Regions from separate parts of the Homo sapiens genome. Here regions 1, 2, 3 and 4 are each linked to region 5. A link is a contact called in ENCODE Hi-C or POLR2A ChIA-PET data. All regions are on one chromosome and are shown on one strand. The core of a region is the stretch at or near the end of the contact, and the rest is flanking DNA. Distances in the headings are between cores, read along the strand shown.

What was found. A loop is a pair of places that touch in the nucleus more often than their neighbours do. ChIA-PET counts read pairs that join two places held with the same protein, here RNA polymerase II (POLR2A). Pooled maps may share reads with other maps.
Region 1: a map with no recorded cell type shows a loop between it and region 5 (9-fold over the local background). The contact joins the promoter of MOB4 here to the promoter of CFLAR in region 5. A Hi-C loop is called at or near these places in 2 of 37 single-sample maps with no recorded cell type and 9 of 50 pooled maps. POLR2A ChIA-PET finds 5 or more read pairs at or near these places in 1 of 52 experiments (GM12878).
Region 2: a pooled map shows a loop between it and region 5 (5-fold over the local background). The contact joins the promoter of ANKRD44 here to the promoter of CFLAR in region 5. A Hi-C loop is called at or near these places in 1 of 168 maps with a recorded cell type or tissue (OCI-LY7), 1 of 37 single-sample maps with no recorded cell type and 9 of 50 pooled maps.
Region 3: a loop to region 5 is called in a pooled map, with 3 times the contacts of the local background. The contact joins the promoter of STK17B here to the promoter of CFLAR in region 5. A Hi-C loop is called at or near these places in 1 of 168 maps with a recorded cell type or tissue (OCI-LY7), 2 of 37 single-sample maps with no recorded cell type and 14 of 50 pooled maps. POLR2A ChIA-PET finds 5 or more read pairs at or near these places in 1 of 52 experiments (activated naive CD4-positive, alpha-beta T cell).
Region 4: a map with no recorded cell type shows a loop between it and region 5 (8-fold over the local background). The contact joins the enhancer-like site here to the promoter of CFLAR in region 5. A Hi-C loop is called at or near these places in 1 of 168 maps with a recorded cell type or tissue (OCI-LY7), 2 of 37 single-sample maps with no recorded cell type and 2 of 50 pooled maps.

Annotation. Positions count from the first base shown.
Region 1 is chr2:197,513,936-197,517,493 of GRCh38, forward strand. MOB4 (MOB family member 4, phocein) reads left to right here and starts at 2,131. Exons shown (of 8, transcript NM_015387.5): 1 at 2,131-2,211. The coding sequence starts at 2,152. The region is part of intron 2 of HSPE1-MOB4 (HSPE1-MOB4 readthrough); the gene reads left to right. RefSeq lists a silencer at 1,970-2,189.
Region 2 is chr2:197,308,060-197,312,038 of GRCh38, forward strand. It overlaps ANKRD44 (ankyrin repeat domain 44), which reads right to left and starts at 2,721. Exons shown (of 28, transcript NM_001195144.2): 1 at 2,519-2,721. The coding sequence starts at 2,545. ANKRD44-DT (ANKRD44 divergent transcript) reads left to right here and starts at 3,007. Exons shown (of 4, transcript XR_923750.3): 1 at 3,007-3,979. RefSeq lists enhancers at 81-130, 1,061-1,120, 1,572-2,073 and silencers at 2,197-2,576, 2,627-2,946, 2,957-3,036.
Region 3 is chr2:196,169,617-196,173,059 of GRCh38, forward strand. It overlaps STK17B (serine/threonine kinase 17b), which reads right to left and starts at 1,962. Exons shown (of 8, transcript NM_004226.4): 1 at 1,717-1,962. It overlaps LOC101927454 (a long non-coding RNA gene), which reads left to right and starts at 1,923. Exons shown (of 2, transcript XR_923737.2): 1 at 1,923-2,015; 2 at 2,289-3,232. RefSeq lists silencers at 1,288-1,507, 2,028-2,257.
Region 4 is chr2:197,143,359-197,146,945 of GRCh38, forward strand. All of the region lies in intron 3 of ANKRD44 (ankyrin repeat domain 44), which reads right to left. Among named protein-coding and RNA genes, the nearest start is that of ANKRD44-AS1, 53 kb to the right of the region's middle. RefSeq lists an enhancer at 2,250-2,409. Within about 2 kb of position 2,278, at least 8 of the 41 ENCODE cell types and tissues checked have a DNase peak (open chromatin) inside an H3K27ac peak, as active enhancers do; they include OCI-LY7, where a contact is called at or near this core.
Region 5 is chr2:201,113,619-201,117,488 of GRCh38, forward strand. It overlaps CFLAR (CASP8 and FADD like apoptosis regulator), which reads left to right and starts at 2,546. Exons shown (of 10, transcript NM_003879.7): 1 at 2,546-2,863. LOC105373836 (a long non-coding RNA gene) reads right to left here and starts at 3,066. Exons shown (of 3, transcript XR_923785.3): 1 at 1,326-3,066. RefSeq lists an enhancer at 2,532-2,791 and a silencer at 2,822-3,031.

The sequences.
Region 1 (3,558 bases), core at 881-3,380, 3.6 Mb before region 5:
CGTTTTTTGTTGGTTTCAGATGGGTTGAAACAGTTTAACAAATCTGGAATTAAGAGAAAGTGAAGATGATTCCATTCAACTATAGGTGACTATTTACAGCTCAGGGAAATATCACACAATCTGGGAAATGTAAACGTAATCCTTGCAGTAAGTGAGGCGAGTTATCTATAGACCAAGAGGCCTCCCTGGGACTCTGCTATCTCATAGACCCAACCCATCTCTCTAAGGGAGGCAACATTTACGTGTCACTTGTCCTAGGCTCTCGTTGCATTTAATACAAGTTGAGCATCCATAATCTGAAAAGTCCAGAATCTGAAATGCTCCCAAATCTGAAACTTTGAACATCCACATGATGCCACAGGTGGAAAATTCCATACCTGACCTTCTGTGACCGGTTGCAGTCAAAACTTTGTTTCACGCACAAAATTATTTGAAGTTTTATAGGCGCCTGCCGCCACGCCTGGCTAATTTTTGTATTTTTAGTAGTGATGGGATTTCACCATGTTGGCCAGGCTGGTCTGGAACTCCTGACCTCAAGTGATCTGCCCCCCTCAGCCTCCCAAAGTGCTGGGATTACAGGTGTGAGCCACCGCTCCCGGCCTATTTAAAGTATTGTATAAAAGTAACTTCAGGCTATGTGTGTAAGGTGTATAGGAAACAAATGCATTTCACATTTAAACTTAGGTTCCATCCCCAAGAAATCTCATTATGTATATGCAAATATTCTAAAATCCAAAATAATCAGAAATCTGAAAGTGTTTTGGTCCCAAACTTTAAGATGAGGGGTACTTAACCTGTATAAGAATTTGTGATTTGCACGTCTCTGTTGCTGGAGTCAAGGCAATTTGTAGTGAAGGACTGAGCCTTATCATACTTGTACATTAGTGCCTACCATATAGTGGGGCTTAATGAGTATCTGTTGAACGAATAATCTTTTCATATGTAGACGCTGGTTCTGGGAGGGCAAAATTAAGTCCCTATTCTTGAAGAGTTACCAGTCAATACATCTTCCAGAGAGAACCAACTTCCTGTTGTTAAACCCTTCAATGCCTAGTTCTAAGTCACTGACAATTACTCAGCTAGAGACCCACTCAACCTCTCCTCTCCTCTCAAATTCCATTTCTGGAAGCTGTTACATGGCCCTTCCCTCAGCATTCTCAATACACCTTCTATCTAGGGACACTTGATGTTTTCTTCTTTTGGAAATCATGCTACTGTATGCGTTTTTTACTTTTTGAACTGTCTTCCCATCTGCTATCCCAAGGCCTCCCTCACCCCAGATAAAAGATTCAAGGTTTCTAAGCAGGAAAAAAAGTTTGCGAAAATGCTGTGGTTTCTTAAGAGAGAACACTTAAAATTTGCAACAAAGGAAATGTGGAATCCTGTAAGATGTAAAACCCTCACCACCTGTCAAGGACTACTAATTTCCTCCTCCTGCTTCTGACTTGAAAAACACGAGCTAAATCTGTCTGCCTAACGCACAAAACCAGATGTCCACTCTTCATCTCACATAATTGACATCTGCGTCTTTTATCTACGTAAACAAACTTGTCATTGAAAAAGTCCTTGGCTTTGAAGTCGCCGGATGGCGTAAATAACACTGACACTCAAATCCCCCGTCTGATTTCAGATTGGGTCGATTTCACGCAGGTTCTATAGAATTTGCCAAGACTGCTGGCCTGTTTTCTACCCTGATTCCTTAGGTGGCTTCTGGGACAGAATTACGGTTCTCTAAGTATTTGCTTGCAGGTGGGTTTACTGAAACGGTCGCCACTATACGAAGTTCGTTCTTCCCGTGTAACTAACGAGAGCCCATACCAACGTGCAACGCAGCCGTGCACACTGCCGCAGCGGTCGCTGCGATCACGACCTTTCAAACCGCCCCGCAGCCCTCGCAAAGAGGCTCGTGGCGCCCGCCTTCCGGTGCCTCAGTCCCTGCCAGTAGCCACCCGACGCCGTCCGGCTGTTCCTCGTTCGCCCTCTCCCTCCGCCTAGCCCGCTTCTACCCGGACGGCTCCCGGCGCAGGCTGCAGCTGTTCCGTCAGCTGCCGCTCCTCCTCCCAGACGCAGAGCGCCGCTCTGCCCCGCCCCCCGCGCAGGCTGCCGTCCCTACATCCGGGTACCGACTCCAGCCGCCTAGACGCTGGCACTATGGTCATGGCGGAGGGGACGGCAGTGCTGAGGCGGAACAGGCCGGGCACCAAGGCGCAGGTACCATGTCTGCACTTTTCTTGTCGGGCAACTAGGTGCCGAGCAGTGCTGCGCCCGGAAGCTGGCCGCCACTGCGGGGAGGTTGGGCCGAGGCGGCAGGCGGGCGGGCTGGGGCACTGGTGCCCGGCCTGCTCTTCCGGAGCTGCAGCCCCTCAATTTGGCTGAGGCGGTGGCGGCCGCCGTGAGGCCTGCGGAGCTCCGACCCAGGGGTAGGCGTGAGGGGCGGGTGGGGTCTGCTGGTGGTACCTGCCTGCCGAAGCCCTGGGCTGCGAGCCTGTCAGCAGCAACGGCTTCTTCTCGCCTTGCCCCTGAGCCCCAGCTGACTAGCATTGGAGGGGCGCGACCAGCCTGGTGGAGACCCCCGGGGTTTCCTGAAGGTCGGGGCCGCTGAGGTGGGAGGGGGTGTAAACACAGCCTACCTCGACCCGGCGTCCAGTTCCTACCTGGCCTGGGAAGTACCTACCCGTTTCCTGCCATCCAGCTTGTCTAGCCGGATCCGGGTGCCGATATTCTCCTCCTTGTTTCCCTTTGACCACCTCTCCCTGCCGCTTTCCCTGGAGCTGTTCTCTGGTCCAGCAAGTTTTCATCACTAAGTTGTGACTTGTTAGATGTCATTCCTTGCTAATATGCGTGAAGCATAGTCAGAGAATGAACTGATTATAATTTTGTCAGCTTTTTTGTAGGGCATTATGTGTGGTAAATTGGTGCTTGATTAGGCATTGTTTCTTAGGGTTTGGAAAAGATGGGATGCCTCACATTAAAAATAAATAAATAAAATTGGCATCCAGACTTGAACTGATTAATTGCTAGCCGAAATGGCTTGCTATAGACTAGATGCTCTGAAATCGGAAGAGATGTGTTTATAAAATGTTAAAAAGTGATGCAAATGAAAATTGAAACAAAACAATCGTGGAGCTATGATTGTATGTCTGAGAATAGATTTTAATTTCTTATACAGAATTATGGAAAGAACACCTTTCGAAGGGGGCATACAGGTATTGATTACCTCCCCAGATTCATGTTACAGATAAGGAAACTGAAGCCCAAGAGAATTAAGTGGATTTGCCCAAGGATACATAGTCTCCTGATTCTTAATTCACTGGTGACCTGTTCTCTTTAACAAGCTGCTTCTAGTGCTGAATTTCAGAGAAAATTTTAAAGTCTTATTTTGGAGTCACATTAAGCTGTCAGTTATTCCTACTGACAGTTTTGTTTTCATACTACTGGAAATTTATCCGTTACATATGCTTGCTTTTTACCGTTTCCACACTTTTCTTCCTCATGCTCTTTTCTCAGATACCTTTACATCTTATTCTGTGGAAACATTGTTTCTGATTACATTTTTAT
Region 2 (3,979 bases), core at 1,471-3,970, 3.8 Mb before region 5:
TACTGGGGAGGCTGAAGTGGGAGGATGTTTGAGCCTGGCAGGCCAAGGCTGTAGTGAGCCATGATCATACTATCGAGTCAGAGTGAGACCCTGACACACACACACACACACACAAAAAAAAAAAAGGAGGGAGAAATTAAGAAGTGGTTGTTTTACTAGAAGCTGAATGGAGAGCAAGGTACTCCTGTACAAACTCTAAGGCAGGGATTCCAAGCAGGCGGGCGGCTCCCTGCCCACAATGATGGAGCAAAACTCTTCTAGTAGTGGTCTAAGCAAATGGTTTTAAAAGTTAATCTGTGAGGTTAAGAACTGACTTCTAAGAATTGAGTCTCAAACAGAAAAGGTAAGACTATATAAGGCAAGAAAGACCACACACTTACTTCCTGGACCTAAAGCTACACAGAAACCATCGTTGTTCACCACCCCACCCCACCCAGGCCACTTCCCCACCCCATCTCCTTCTGACTTTGTCCCAAGATAGACTGGACATTTTCAGAAGTTCTTGAATCTTAAAACGCCTTAGGTTCTTTTTACGTATCTGGAGATGGAACCAAATAAACGTTGTGTGACTCTTCCTTTCTCTCCATACTCATACTAGTTTATTGGGGGAAGGAAGGAAATATACTTGGAAACATCTTAAAAGGCAACATCTTTGAAATTCCTGCTCTGATAAGCCCTGAAGAATAACTTCCTCTCTTTGTAAGACCAAGTAATACACTTCTCACTAGGGTTGATCTTGATCTAGGAAGAGATGTTTTCTTGTAACCCTTACAACACATCCAATGAGATGATGGAGCTATCCTATACCAACTGTAGCAGAAAGTACAAGCACCTGGAAGGCAGAAGACAAGAGCTAGTCCCAGTCCTGCAGGCCTATAGCTGGCATTCTTTGAGGAAGACTTGCTTCACTTCTCCAGATCTGTTTTGTCATTTAGAAAATGAAGGGTTTGGGCTAGATCATCCTTAGAGTCCTTACAACTCTAAACTTCTATGTGATGTTCTTTCTTATATGTGATAACAATACCTATTAGAACCATTCTTTGTACTTTGAAGATCTAGGGATTAACAGACAAGTACAGCAACGTGTACTAGCAAAGATGACAGGCCCAAGACACGCTAAAACTGTAGGATTTAAAATACGCAAATGTCTAACAGTTGGCAAAGTATGTGACCAAAAGGTGAAGGAAATCCTGATATCAACTTACACTTTTAAATGCTCTGGAACCAATGAGAACAAATACATTCATCACAAGTACCAGCTGCTCTTCTTACTAAATTTAACAATAACATGAATTTTAACTCAGTGATTTCCCCATCACCAACCCCGCCAAACACCTGTAAATATTTAGGAAAAACAAGCTAAAAAAATTGAATCTAAAAGGCAGGAGAACAAATCATTGCAAATCATTGTGGTGACGGACTGCACTTCAGTTGCAAGATGTTCTGGCTGGATACTAACTGGAGAACGCAAGGCAGCAGATGCAACCCATGGACAAGTTTGAGGTATTTAATACCAAGGGCTGGCAAGTCTGACCCTGTAGTCAAAGTCAAGATTGCCTCTCTGCCTACCAGGACCCCAAAACAAAGTTCCTTTCACTACCCACGAATAAACGGGGGTGGGGGTAGCAAGCCGTTTCCTTTTTTCGTGGAAAGAGCTGCAAAGAGTTTTGTCATGCAACTTGGTTTGGTGCCTGTTAGTGTCAATGTAAGAGCAGCAGAGTCCGCGAAGGTGGCTGTTACCATTCCACAGACCTGCGGCGAGGACTGTCAATCCGATTCAGCAAATAACCCCACCTCTCCAAGCCAGGACTCCAGAGCTGCCCTGTGTGGTGTCTCAGCAAGGAAAGCCAACAAAGCTGGTAGACACAGGCAGACCGTAGCCCACCGCCTGTGAGTGGAGGCTCCGAGCCGACTTCACCTCCTCCTCAGAGGGACCGGCCCGATCCGAAAGGGCGGTCTCCAGGGGTCCCCATCCCGCACCACGCACACAGCCTGGCGCAACTAAAGAGGAAGTCGGATGTCACATCCAACGGATAAATAAAGACAGCCCGGCCACACAAGAGCCGCATTCTGGGCAGGACTCCTGCTAGGTTTGGGGAGGGGTCCCAGTCTGCGATCCTTTCTCCCTCTTCGTGCAGCGTCCTCCTCCCCGGGGCCCGGGCCGGCGGCGCCCACGCAACGCGGCGCGGTGCGAGTCCCGAGAGCACCTCGAGCCCCCGGCCCCCTCCCCAGCCCCGCCGGGCCCGCGGCCGCCGCACTCCCGCACGCCGGCTGCCCAGCGCCCACGGGCCCTGCCCCAGACTCGGGCGCGCAGTTCCGACGGCCCAGGGCGGGGACGGCGCGGCGGAGGGGAGCTGCCGCCGCGGGCTCTCGGAGGCACCGGCGGCCGCACACAGTCCTCCCCTTCGCCGCGAGTAAACAGCTCGCGGGCGCGCTCCAGCCGCGCCCCCATCCCCCCGCCGGGCTCCGCGCCGCCCCGCGCCCGCGCGTCCCGCCCGCCGGCGCCGCCGCCCGCTACCTGGTCGGTGAGTTTGAGCACTGCCATTCTTCCGCTCCTTCGCGCGCACACACATGCAGGTCCCCGGCCCGCAGATGTCACGCCGGGAGCCGGGGAAGCGGAAGGGATTGCCAGGAGAAGGGAAAAAATCTGGCTCCCGAATTTGACAGCCCTCCCCCTGCTCCTCCTCCGCCGCCGCCTCCTCCCGCCGAGAGGCTGACACTGGCTAGTGGGGTTTGCAGCCGAGCCCGCCCGCCTTTCCACAGGAAGTACCGGCTGCTGCCAGCCGGGCCGCCACTGACATCACCGCGCGCTGGCTCGCTCGCCGCCCGCCGCCTGGGCCGACGCTGCCTCCTGCCGCCCGCAGCCGAGCCGCGCAGCCCGGCCCCCGGCGCTGCCCCCGCGCCCGCACCGGGCCGCCGCCTGCCTTCCGCACCTGCACGCGGCGCCCGGCCGGGCCGGCCCCGGGCCCTGGGCGGATCGCGGGCCTCCCTGACGGGTCTCACACATATGGGTGGGGAAGCCCGCGGGGACACACCCCGAGGGGGCAGGAAAGGCTCTCACTCACATGCCGTCCACTTTAACCGGGGAGATGGGGTTACGCCCCCTTCCCCTAACCCAGAATCAGGTGGTGGCAGCGCCCCGAAGATCCCAGGGACCGCAATTATGATGCTCCCTTTGTTTAATGCCAGGAGGCAGCGGACACATTGTGATTCTTTACAGGGTGTTTGCCAAACATTTATGGGTGGAGGGAACAGAAGCTCTGGCCCTTCCACCTTGTTCTCCAGCCACTTTCCAGCTAAACACACACACACATATGCACACACACATACTATTGTTAAATTCAAACACCCTGGGTTTGGTTTTTGCTGGTGGGGGTGGAGTGGAGTTCCTGGAGAAGCAAAGCAGTCCTAAATCACCGAGTTGATGGGTCTTTTGGGTGTTCCCACCAGTCCTTACTGATCTCTACAAAATCCCAAGTTACCAAGCTCTTCAACAAATAGAAGACAGCTGTCAAACACCATGGGCTACAGATACAACGGGCATATTCGTAAGCATAGTAGCTGTTGATAGTTCTGGAATTTGGAGCAAACACTTATTCATTGAACAGCTATGTACTGAGTCCCTACCTTGTCAGGCACTGGCTAGGCACGGGAATAAACGGAGAGCATAAATAAGATAACCTGCTCTCAGAAGATGCCAACATAAACCGCATAGTCTCTGCTAATGAATGTAATTACAAACTGAGATAAGGGATCTCAAGGGAAAACATGCTTCTGAAGTGAACCCACAACAAAGGAATCAGACCAGACTGGTGGGTGAGGGCAGGCTTCCCTGAGAAAGTGACAGGAGTTGAGATCTGGAGAAGGGAGAATTAAGTAAGCAAGTGGAGAGGAAGTGCTCCCAGGCAGCCCCATGTGCCCCTGGCAGGCCATAGAGCAAACCTGTAGGGCAGCATTGAACAGCTTTGAAGAGCAAACT
Region 3 (3,443 bases), core at 712-3,211, 4.9 Mb before region 5:
TATCTGATTAGAAACGTCAGCCATAAAAATGCTTGTATCTTCTTCAAATTTGTTACTCATATGCTAACACAGCGATTAGTCAAACCTCCAACTTCCTAAAAACGCATTCTATCTTAACCAAATCGTAATTCACTAATCAATGATCCCAAGAGAAACCGCAACCATTCTATTCACACACAAAAAAGGATGGTCTTCAATTACAGAAATTCTACTTTTAAAAAGTCTTGCCATGTAAGCAAATATATTTCACCTCAATTTTGGATCCCTACTTTAGAAAAAAAAAAAGATCTAAAATGTACAATATGTATCTCAAAAATAAAACATCTATTAATACCTCCAATTATTAAGATACTAGAAAAAGTTTAATTGAGCATCTGCTCAGAGGAGGAGGATCCGAGGCAGATGAGTTTAAAACTTTTGCACCGCTTCTATGGACCAGTTTTCTTAAAAAATACACAATCCTAGGGGTACACGGTCTAATATTTATAAAATAAGCACTTGTTGAAAATTACTTCCGAACAGTTCACCATAAAACTAAAAAACAGTGTTATCAATGAGAAAGTAGGTTTATTTTCCTTTAATAAAATTGTGCTCCTGGGTTCAAAATGCCAGGTTACATACGCTGCCACTCATTTCTACAGAGCTATGCTGTCTCCGCGCAGACATTCTCATAGACTTGAAAACGTAAAGTGGCCACACCACGTCAAACGTCCCTGGCAAGGTTCTGCTTATCATTAGCACCACAGATGTAAACATTACGTCGACAAAACAATCGGTGAATGTGATACACAGTCCTCATGTGTTTAAATATTAGTGAAATCTGATAAGTATTACGATTTTAAAAACGTATTTTCTTAATTCCAATTTCCAAATTGATGTCAGAGTGCCTCTAGTCCAGACAGAAACTAATGCCAGCTACCAGCTGCTATAAAGCCTCTTTCAACTTTGTCTCTACTTCTCCCTCGGAGGAAATTCAAATGAAACGCTTTTCCCTACAATAAAACAAAGAGCCTGGGTAAATGTCAAAAATCGTTGGCATCCAGTAGTGGTATAGTTTGAGGATGAGTCGTGCACACTAAGTGGGTCACAAGGCATCAAAGCAAAAATCAGATCGCTGAAAATCACGGAAACAGCTGTAGCCCGTCTTGATCTCTCGCTGGTTTTAAAACACTGTTCCCAAGCAGTAACTGAAAACGTCCCACAAGATGAACACGAACTTTCTCTAGACGAAAGGCAGCTGGGAGCAGGACGCGTCCACGAGTCCCGATGGGAACGCGCCCACGCCGCAGCTGGGACTCGGGAGAGGCTAGGGGGACCGCGTGGCCTTGCTGTGGAAGGGACCCGCGCGGGCCCGCCGCGAAGGGGGCCCTGCCTGGCGCGACCTGGGGAGAGCCGGGGCCGGCCGGGTGGAGGGCGCACGGGGACACACGGACACGCACAGACACAGACACGCGCCCCGGGCTGAGGAGGGTGGTGGGAGGACCGCCGGCCGCCCCCCGCGCGGAGCCCCAGGGAACCCGGACTCCAGCCGCAAAGCGGAGAGGCGCCAGCAGCAATCAGCCACCTCAGGGGCGGCGGAGTCCAAGCCCCTCTCAGCCGGACCGTACCGCCTAAACCCTCCTCGGGTCCTCCTTCCTCACGTATGAGGTCTCTGTACCGAGGCGGCTGGTTCCATCGCAGCCCCGAGCCAACCCGCCAATCCCGCAGGACACTAACCGCTCCGGCCGCCGCAGGTTCTCCCGGGACTGCCCCCTCCAGGGGGCCGCTGTCCCGCCCCACGCCGGGGGCCGCCACAGGACGAGTTCTCTAGCTCCAGCCGGGCGAGGCGCCAGGGAGCTCCGAACGTGGCAGGATCCACTTTTACTTTTCCAGACAAGGGCCGACGGTTGTGACCTGGCTTCTCGTGAAGTGACTCCTGGCGACAGCAGCGGAGAGGACTACCGAAGCTTGCAGTCGCGGTTTGAAAACTGCAGCCGCGTCTGGGGCATCGCCGTTCGCCAGATCCCTCCCCCTAGGTCGGGAGAGCCAATCGGAACGGGTGCGGAGGGTGGGTCTGTCACGTGACGGGAGGGGCGGGGCACCGGCCGGGGGCGCGTGTGCGGGGCGGGGCCCGGCGGTGAGAGGGTGCGGCGCCTGGCTGGCCCGAGGCGGGGCGGGGAGGCGCGGCGGCGTGGCGGCGCAGGTGGGGCGCACTCGGGCTGCCGCGAGGGAGGGGCGGAGGGGGCGGCGCTGCAGAGGGGGCGCGCGGGGCTGGAACTACTGCTCTGTGTACTCCTTCCCACCTTCAGAGAGGTCAGTTCGAGAGGTGTGAATATCCGGAGACCGGGGAGAAGGAAGCCGCAAAATTCGTCCCAGCTGCCTGCGACTAGTTACCAAACTTCAGTGCCTACCAAAGACCTATTTTCTGACTCTTCTTGAGAGTCTTCCTTAGGACCGGAACGTACCCTGTAAGTGGAGAACCCAGTTTGCTACAACTTGGCAGAGGTTCCTCGGAGTGTCAACATCAGTTGGGGATTTATGGAACCTAGACCCCACTGCTAACGTCCGCTGTCGCGAATGGTGTCCCTTCTGAGGCACTGACTGAAGGCAGTGTAGGGAGGGTCCCAATAGGCTGAATAGCCGATTTTGCATTTATAGTGCTAAGGAAAAAGATGAAAGCCCTCAGCAACCTACTCAAGATCTGTTATCCTTTGAAGACAGTGGAAATTTTCAAAGTTCTGTGCAAGACACAAATGTTTTACATAGATATATAATCCTAGTTTATATGTATAGGATACACACATACTCATACATATATGGGATTAGTTATGTAATCTAGGATTGCTTTCAGAGGACATTTACGATAATTGCAGAAAACCCTTCCGTGGGAAAGGATACTGGGAGTGGAGTCGTCCTCTTGCTTTCAAAAGACTTAATGTTCAGTTAGCATATAAAGGACAGGTTTTCTTGTTCTATCCCAGTAAGCCAAGCAAATTCCTGTGAAGCTAGCTGTTTCCCTTTCCTACTGCATTTTCCCCAAGATAAAGGTATAGAATGCATCACAGCCCTTTTATGAAGTCTGTTTGTTGTTACTTAGGTTAACTCCTCCTCCCAGGTTAATAATGTCTTGCCCCTAAACCTTGTCAAATGGAGAATATTGCTTCCATCTATCTAATTTCTTGTTGCTAACAATTGGGCTGACTAGAGAAGCCTAAAGTTAGGATGAAAATAAAATGCCACACACTGGAATTAACTTTTCTGGGGTATAAGAATCCGTAAGCAATGAGACTGTTCCCATCTTTTCTTTCATGAGCATAGGTGTTGCATTCCAGAGGTCTCAGCACCAGTACCAAAACTAGTAACCTCTTGGGGGTCACAGGATTACATCATTATGGTGGTTTTGGGGTTGTGTGTTTAACTTTGGACCTCCTTAATTTCAACATTTCATCAATTGCCAGCTTTTA
Region 4 (3,587 bases), core at 1,028-3,527, 4.0 Mb before region 5:
CCCCACAACAGTCCCCAGAGTGTGATGTTCCCCTTCCTGTGTCCATGTGTTCTCACTGTTCAATTCCCACCTATGAGTCAGAACATGCGGTGTTTGGTTTTTTGTTCTTGCAATAGTTTACTGAGAATGATGATTTCCAATTTCATCCATGTCCCTACAAAGGACATGAACACGTCATTTTTTATGGCTGCATAGTATTCCATGGTGTATATGTGCCACATTTTCTTAATCCAGTCTATCATTGTTGGACATTTGGGTTGGTTCCAAGTCTTTGCTATTGTGAATAGTGGAGATGGAGTCTTACTCTGTCACCCAGGCTGGAGTACAGTGGTGCGATCTCAGCTCACTGCAACCTCTGCCTCCCAGGCTCAAGTGATTCTCCTGCCTCAGCCTCCTGAGTAGCTGGGATTACAGGCACCCACCACCACATTCAGCTAATTTTTGTAATTTTAGTAGAGATGGGTTTCATCATGTTGGCCAGGCTGGTCTTGAACTCCTGACCTCAAGTGATCCTCCCACCTCAGCCTCCCAAAGTGTTGGGATTATAGGCTTAAGCCACCACACCTAGCCTTTGTAAGATATTTCTACTGTGGTCCTTTTTCTGTGCACTCTGCTTTCTATATCTCAACCCCAGTATCTTAACTCTTAGCCACTGATTGGTTCTCACTGATCTCTCTGACTTAATCCAGATTCGACCAGTTCCCAAACAGAAGCTAGAGTCAGGAGGGAAATAAAGCCAGACCCTGGACTGGCAGTTGTAAGAAAGTGAAATTTCCAAGGGCTGAATTCTTCGCCAAGACCTTGTCTTCCCTGTCTGCTCAGAGGCATTCAGGGTTCTATCCACCTGGCTAACAGGAGATAATGCCAGCAGGAATTTAGCAAGCTTGGGTTACACCATGCTCTGTAGGTTAATACAACAATGGAGAACACAGCTATAATGGGCTGTTCTGGCAAGGCCGAATTATTTGTCCAACATGGTAATCATTAGCACCTCATTCATTATTAAATTAGGAAACAGTTTGGTTGGATTCCCTAAAGGCTCAGCTGCCAGACACAAGCTCAGAGATAAAATCATCATGCTCTTGCAATATTATGAACTTAATATATAAATTGAGTAAAGGACTTTTTGGGAAAATAAAAGTCAAGTGAATTCCAAGAGTTTGCCTCAGCTTCCACAGGTAAATAAAATTGCTAAAAAAGAAAACTTTCCCAATGCTCCCCATGCCCTAAGTCTTCTTAATTTGATGAGAGGGAGGAGGAAATTTTCCATAGCACATTGAACCAAAATTATGCTAAAGAGATTAAGAGCTCAGAAATTCCAAGACCAAACAAGTGAATAGATTAAAATATATGCAACAGCTTCTCCCAGCTCTACTAAATCAGCCAGAGTTGAAGAGAGGCTGGTGGATTCTATGCCCTTGTGAAGGTGATGTGAAACCATGTTTGTCAAACAATCACTGGCCCCAGATACAAGAAAAAAAAGAGACTGGTTGACTTCATGCTGCAGAATTAAAATCTCCCCTTTCAGATGTAGAAACAACAACAACAACACAAAGTTGGCATATAAGACAAAGTTCTGAATTTGTACATTCATGAAACATTCCTCTGAGACTCTGAGAGGTCTATTAATACAACATTTAAGAGGTGGGTGGGCTGGGCACGGTGGCTCACACCTGTAATCCCAGCACTTTGGGAGGCCAAGGCAGGCGGATCACAAGGTCAGGAGATCGAGACTATCCTGGCTAACATGGTGAAACCCCATCTCTACTAAAAATACAAAAAATTAGCCAGGCGTGGTGGCACGCGCCTGTGGTCCCAGCTACTCGGAAGGCTGAGGCAGAAGAATCGCTTGAACCCAAGAGGCAGAGGTTGCAGTGAGCTGAGATCACGCCACTGCACTCCAGCCTGGGCTACAGAGCAAGACTCCGTCTCAAAAATAAATAAATAAATAAATAAAATAAAATACAAAATAAAAAAGAGGCGGGTATAGCTGATGGGGACCAATAGATGTCATACCACAAAGTTCTTTATTTTATACCTCCACTGATTCTGCCTACAATTTTCCACGGGCCAAATTGCAATTGCCAGGGCAACCAGCCAGGTGTGCATTGGCCCTTAGTCTGTGCCAACACCAAACAATACACATTTGTTTGGAACATGGCCCTGGGACATCTTTAGATTTGTTGGAAGAAAGGCCTATTCTCAAAAGCACAAGAAATGCCATGTGAAATCTAACCTAAGCTCCATGTGACCATCAGGAGCGTGGGGCACACGTGTTTTGAGGCACAGAACACTTGTTTCCTGGGGAAACCCACCTCAAGAACATGAACACAACAAAATAAGGGCCGTGTTGCTTATGCATCACAGCACAATTCTTGTTTCTTGTCCACAGTGTTCACCACATCTGCTTGAATGCATGTCTCAGCTCCTACCTCTGCAGAGCTTACTTTAAGATGCTACAGTTCCCCTTTCCTTACTGCAAACAAAGGCGAAAACTTACTATAGGCCTTTTGACTAGTCTGTAGGCAGTGGCACTTCCTCTAGATGTTAATCTCCCAAACATAAAAGAGGAAGAAGAAAGACAGCTTGTCTGTGAATAATCTACAGTGAGACATCTGCACATGCTCAATTCATTCCAGGATTTGTCTAGTAAACACTCAAGGGAGAAAGCATATAATGGTTTTGGAAACCTGTTTGGTGAGATATACTGAGCATACAGGTTTCCAAAAATTAAACCACTGGCATTTTTAAATCTGATGAAATATTTAAAATACATTGAAAAATAAAGACAATAGCATCACAAAGACCAGTATAAACACAAATCAGATTTAAATGTTTGCTATACTCCCTTCTAAATTTTTAAACATAAAATATTTTACAGAGAGTTGTAGTAGTTCTTTTATAGCCTTCCCTGAAGACATTTTTTACTTAACCTGCCTACTTAGAGGTAACCACTAACCAGAAATCAATATGGTTCCTTGCCTTCCATGTTTTTATGCTTTCATCACATAGTCACAGTCATGTATCCATAAGTATAACAGTATTGTTTTGCAGCCCAACTTAAATATATATAAATATACAAACACATTTAGTTGGCATATAAATCTAGGGTGTGCATATATATATGGCATATATACAGTGTGCATATATAATAGCATATATAGTGTATACATGCTATACATAGTGTTTATATAGCATGTATATATAGAGAGAGAGTATATAGTGTATACATGCTATACATAGTGTTTATGTAGCATGTTTATGTAGTGTGTATATATACTCACTATACATAGTGTGTATATATACTCACTATACATAGTGTGTATAGGTGTATGTTCATGTAGACTTTAAACTAGTTTTATTTCCTTTTGTATAATAAAAAAATCAAAATATATCCAAATGTACTGAATTCATCTACAATGCTGGGCCTGACTAGACAGCCAGGAATCAGACTTTCAAAGCAAGATAAAAATGTTACTGGAGAAGTCATTTTTCAATAAGAACAACTTCTTGCATTTTTCTTTGTGTAATGATAAAATCGCCTATCACATAAACTTCCATGAACATAACAAAGGAATTTTGCTTGG
Region 5 (3,870 bases), core at 1,296-3,795:
CATATGGATATGCTGGGTTAGAAGTCATACTGGTGTGTGTTGAAGTGGTAAGAATCAGTGGGCATGCAAGGTGGGCCTGGGGTAAGTCCACTATGATGGTTCTACTGACAACCAGAAATGGCTTTCACTTGGGATAGGGTGGGTTGGAGGTGGTGATGGAGGTGCTAAGCTAGGTGTTCTTGAATAGTAGTTTCCAAATTAAGGACAGGTGCTGATCTGTAATAAAATTTTCTTGGTGTACTAAAAAGATAAGAAAGGCCAAGAGCAGCAGTGGTCATGCCTGTAATCCCAGTGCTTTGGAAGACCTAGGCAGGAAGATCACTTGAGGCAAGTTCAAAACCAGCCTGGGCAACATAGCAAGACTCCCTGCCACCCACGACCCCCGCTTCTACTAGATATATATATATATATATATATATATATATATATTTTTTTTTTTTTTTTTTTTTTTTTTTTTTTTGAGATGGAGTCTTACTCTGTCTCCCAGGCTAGAGTGCACTGGCATAATCTAGGCTCACTGCAACCTCCGCCTCCCGGGTTCAAGCAATTCTCTGCCTTAGCCTCCTGAGTAGCTGGGATTACAGGCGCCCGCCATCACACCCAGTTAATTTTTTGTATTTTTAGTAGAGATGGGGTTTCACTATCTGGGCCAGGCTGGTCTTGAACTCCTGACCTCGTGATCCACCCGCCTCAGCCTCCCAAAGTGCTGGGATTACAGGCATAAGCCATTGCGCCGGGCCACAAATTTTTTTTTAAAGAATTAGCTGGGCATGGTGGCACCTGTAGTGGCACACCTAGCATGGTGGCATGCTAGGACCTGTAGTCCTAGCTACTCAGGAGGCTGAGGCAGAAGGATCACTTGAACCTGGGAGGTTAAGGCTGCAGTGAGCTGTGATCGGGTCACTGCACTCCAGCCTGGAGTGAGACCCTGTCTCAAAAACAAACAAAAAACCAAACTTGGATAACTGACAGAGTTTAGGATAGAATTACATGGAAAAACCAACAAAACAAGACAATTATTAACTCCAGAAAAAACTAAAAGTTGTGTGGGAAAGGAAAAGTAATCATAGTTTGGTACATAACTTGGCTGTGACTACCGTTTACATGATTATAATAGCATATATACTGAAGATTAATCAAACAGAATATAACTATCTTGGGAAGATGGAGAGATTAAAAAAAAAGGTTGGGGGTGAATATGGGGTGAAAGTGATGGAGAAAAAGAGCTGAAGTCTCCTCTGGTGTCTCAGCACTCCACCCAAGGTAGAGCCTCTGGATGGAAGAAGGAATCTCCCACCTCTCCACCACACTCCCCCAGGATTTACCTTCAGCATCAGGTAGCTAGGGGCAAGATGAGAAATGCTGATATGCTGGTCTCTGACTGGGAGCTGTGGGAAGAGAGAGGTTCTGAGTTGCAGCAGTCTGGAGTGGAGTCTCTTGCTGAACAAAGGGAGAGGTTTGGTTTAAATACCACAGACTGACTCTCACATTCTGATCCAAGAGTTTTCATAGATTTTTTGGAACAGATGTTTCTTCATTTGCTGTTTGCCCTTAGGACCATTTCAAAGGCTTTAAATGGTTAATGGTTGTTTGTTGTTTTAAATAATTTTCAGTTTCACTAGGGGTGAATCCCGAGCTCTTCATGCCGTCCTGCTGTTAGTCTCTCTTGGTATTATTCTTCACCTTTCCTGTGAGTTTAAAATTATCTCAAGAAAAGTTAAAGCTCTTTAAGAATCACAATAAAGTAGTTATTAGGAATAAATAAAAACGTAGAGGGGCGCGGTGGCTCACGCCTGTGATCCCAGCACTTTGGGAGGCCGAGGCGGGCAAGGATCACTTGAGGCCAGCAGTTGGAGACCAGCCTTGCCAACATGGTGAAACCCCATCTCTACTAAAAATACAAAAAAAAAAAAAAATTAGTCGGGCATGGTGGCTTGCACCTGTGGTCCCCGCTACTTGGGAGGCTGAGGGCTGGATGGTTTGAGAGCGGGAAATCCAGGCTGCAGTGAGCTGTGATGGCGCCACTGCCTTCTAGCCTGGGCGACAGCGCGAGACCCTGTCTCAAGAAGGAAAACAAAAAAAAACAAACAAAAACATACACACAAAAAACCACAAAGTGTGTTCACGTTTGCTATGACTCCCAGACAACAATTGTAAACACTCGCGCCGGGCGTGGTGGCTCACGCCTGTAATCCCAGCACTTTGGGAGGCCGAGGCGGGCGGATCACGAGGTCAAGAGTTCGAGACCATTCTGGCCAACAGTGAAACCCCGTCTCTACTAAACACAAAAATTAGGCGGGCGTGCTGGCGCGTGCCTGTAGTCCCAGCTACTCGGGAGGCTGAGGCAAGAGAATCGCTTGAACTAGGAAGGCGGAGGTTGCAGTGAGCTGAAATTGCGCCACTGCACTCCAGCCTGGGCCACAGAGCGAGACTCTGTCTCAAAAAAGAAGGAAAGAAAGAAAGAAAAAAAAAAACACTCGCAGTGTTTACTCCTAACGCGTGGAACTTGTGTCGACATCCACCCCCGGTTACTGCATACTCAGTCACACAAGCCATAGCAGGAAACAGCGAGCTTGCAGCCTCACCGACGAGTCTCAACTAAAAGGGACTCCCGGAGCTAGGGGTGGGGACTCGGCCTCACACAGTGAGTGCCGGCTATTGGACTTTTGTCCAGTGACAGCTGAGACAACAAGGACCACGGGAGGAGGTGTAGGAGAGAAGCGCCGCGAACAGCGATCGCCCAGCACCAAGTCCGCTTCCAGGCTTTCGGTTTCTTTGCCTCCATCTTGGGTGCGCCTTCCCGGCGTCTAGGGGAGCGAAGGCTGAGGTGGCAGCGGCAGGAGAGTCCGGCCGCGACAGGACGGTACGTGCCCCGCGCTCGACCCCCGCGCTGGCGGCGCCGGAGCTGTCCCAGACCCCAAGCCCCGACGCCCGGCCCTGAGTCAGCATTGCAGCAGGCCCTGCGCCGCCGCGCCCCGCGTCCCACCCCGCGCCGCTCCTCACAGCCCTGCGCTCCGGGAAACTGCAGGTGGCCGGCAGTGGCCAGGGGATGGCGGGGGCGCTTCTGGAACCTGACTCAGTTTTGTAGGTTCCTTATCTCGGTTGTTTACCGCGGGCTTTGCGGAATGCCCCCGCTTCCGTTTCCGCCCGGCTCCGAACCCCCGAACCCCTTCTACCCGCAACTCCGCCCCGGATTCCCAGAAAGGGGCGACCTGGGCCACAGCGGTACAAGCTGCACCCCGATGGACCTGAGAGACCGGAAGTAACCCTTGGCCAACTCTGGCCGCCCCCTGCAGCCGCAGCCCCAGAGGCCCACCCGCGAGCTTCAGTGGCGGGCCCTCAGCGTCGTGTAAACTTTGCTTAAAATGATCTTGAGAGTTCAATTCTTGGGGTGAACTGTTGAGAAGATCTGGCATTTTTCCTTTCGAAAGTTGTTGGGAACGTGGACTTTCCCAACAATTGTGTATGCGCTCGATCTCACTCAGTGGGAGCCGCCGCCCTGGAGGGAATTTCACAATAGCCTGGTCAGGGCGGTTATTTTCCAGAGCAGTTTAATGTCTATTTTGCCCAAGTGCAAGGAAAGCTTGCCTTGGGAAAGCTGGGAATGCTTGGCTAATGAAAAGTTTTTAGAGCCTTTTAAAATGAACCTGTTTCTGCCACTTTTCCACCGCCTCAAAACGACTGGGAAATGTAAACTGGCTTCAAGATGTTCTTGCTTGAGGGTGTCTGGATTTGGACAGAAGGCCATGTTCTTTTAATATTAACAGTGGCACGCAGTAGAACAAAGGCCACTGAAATTCAGAATCAGTTTTTGGCTCCACGGGCAGGAAGTAAATTCAAGGACGCCAGAGGTCTTGCGAATATTTTAAT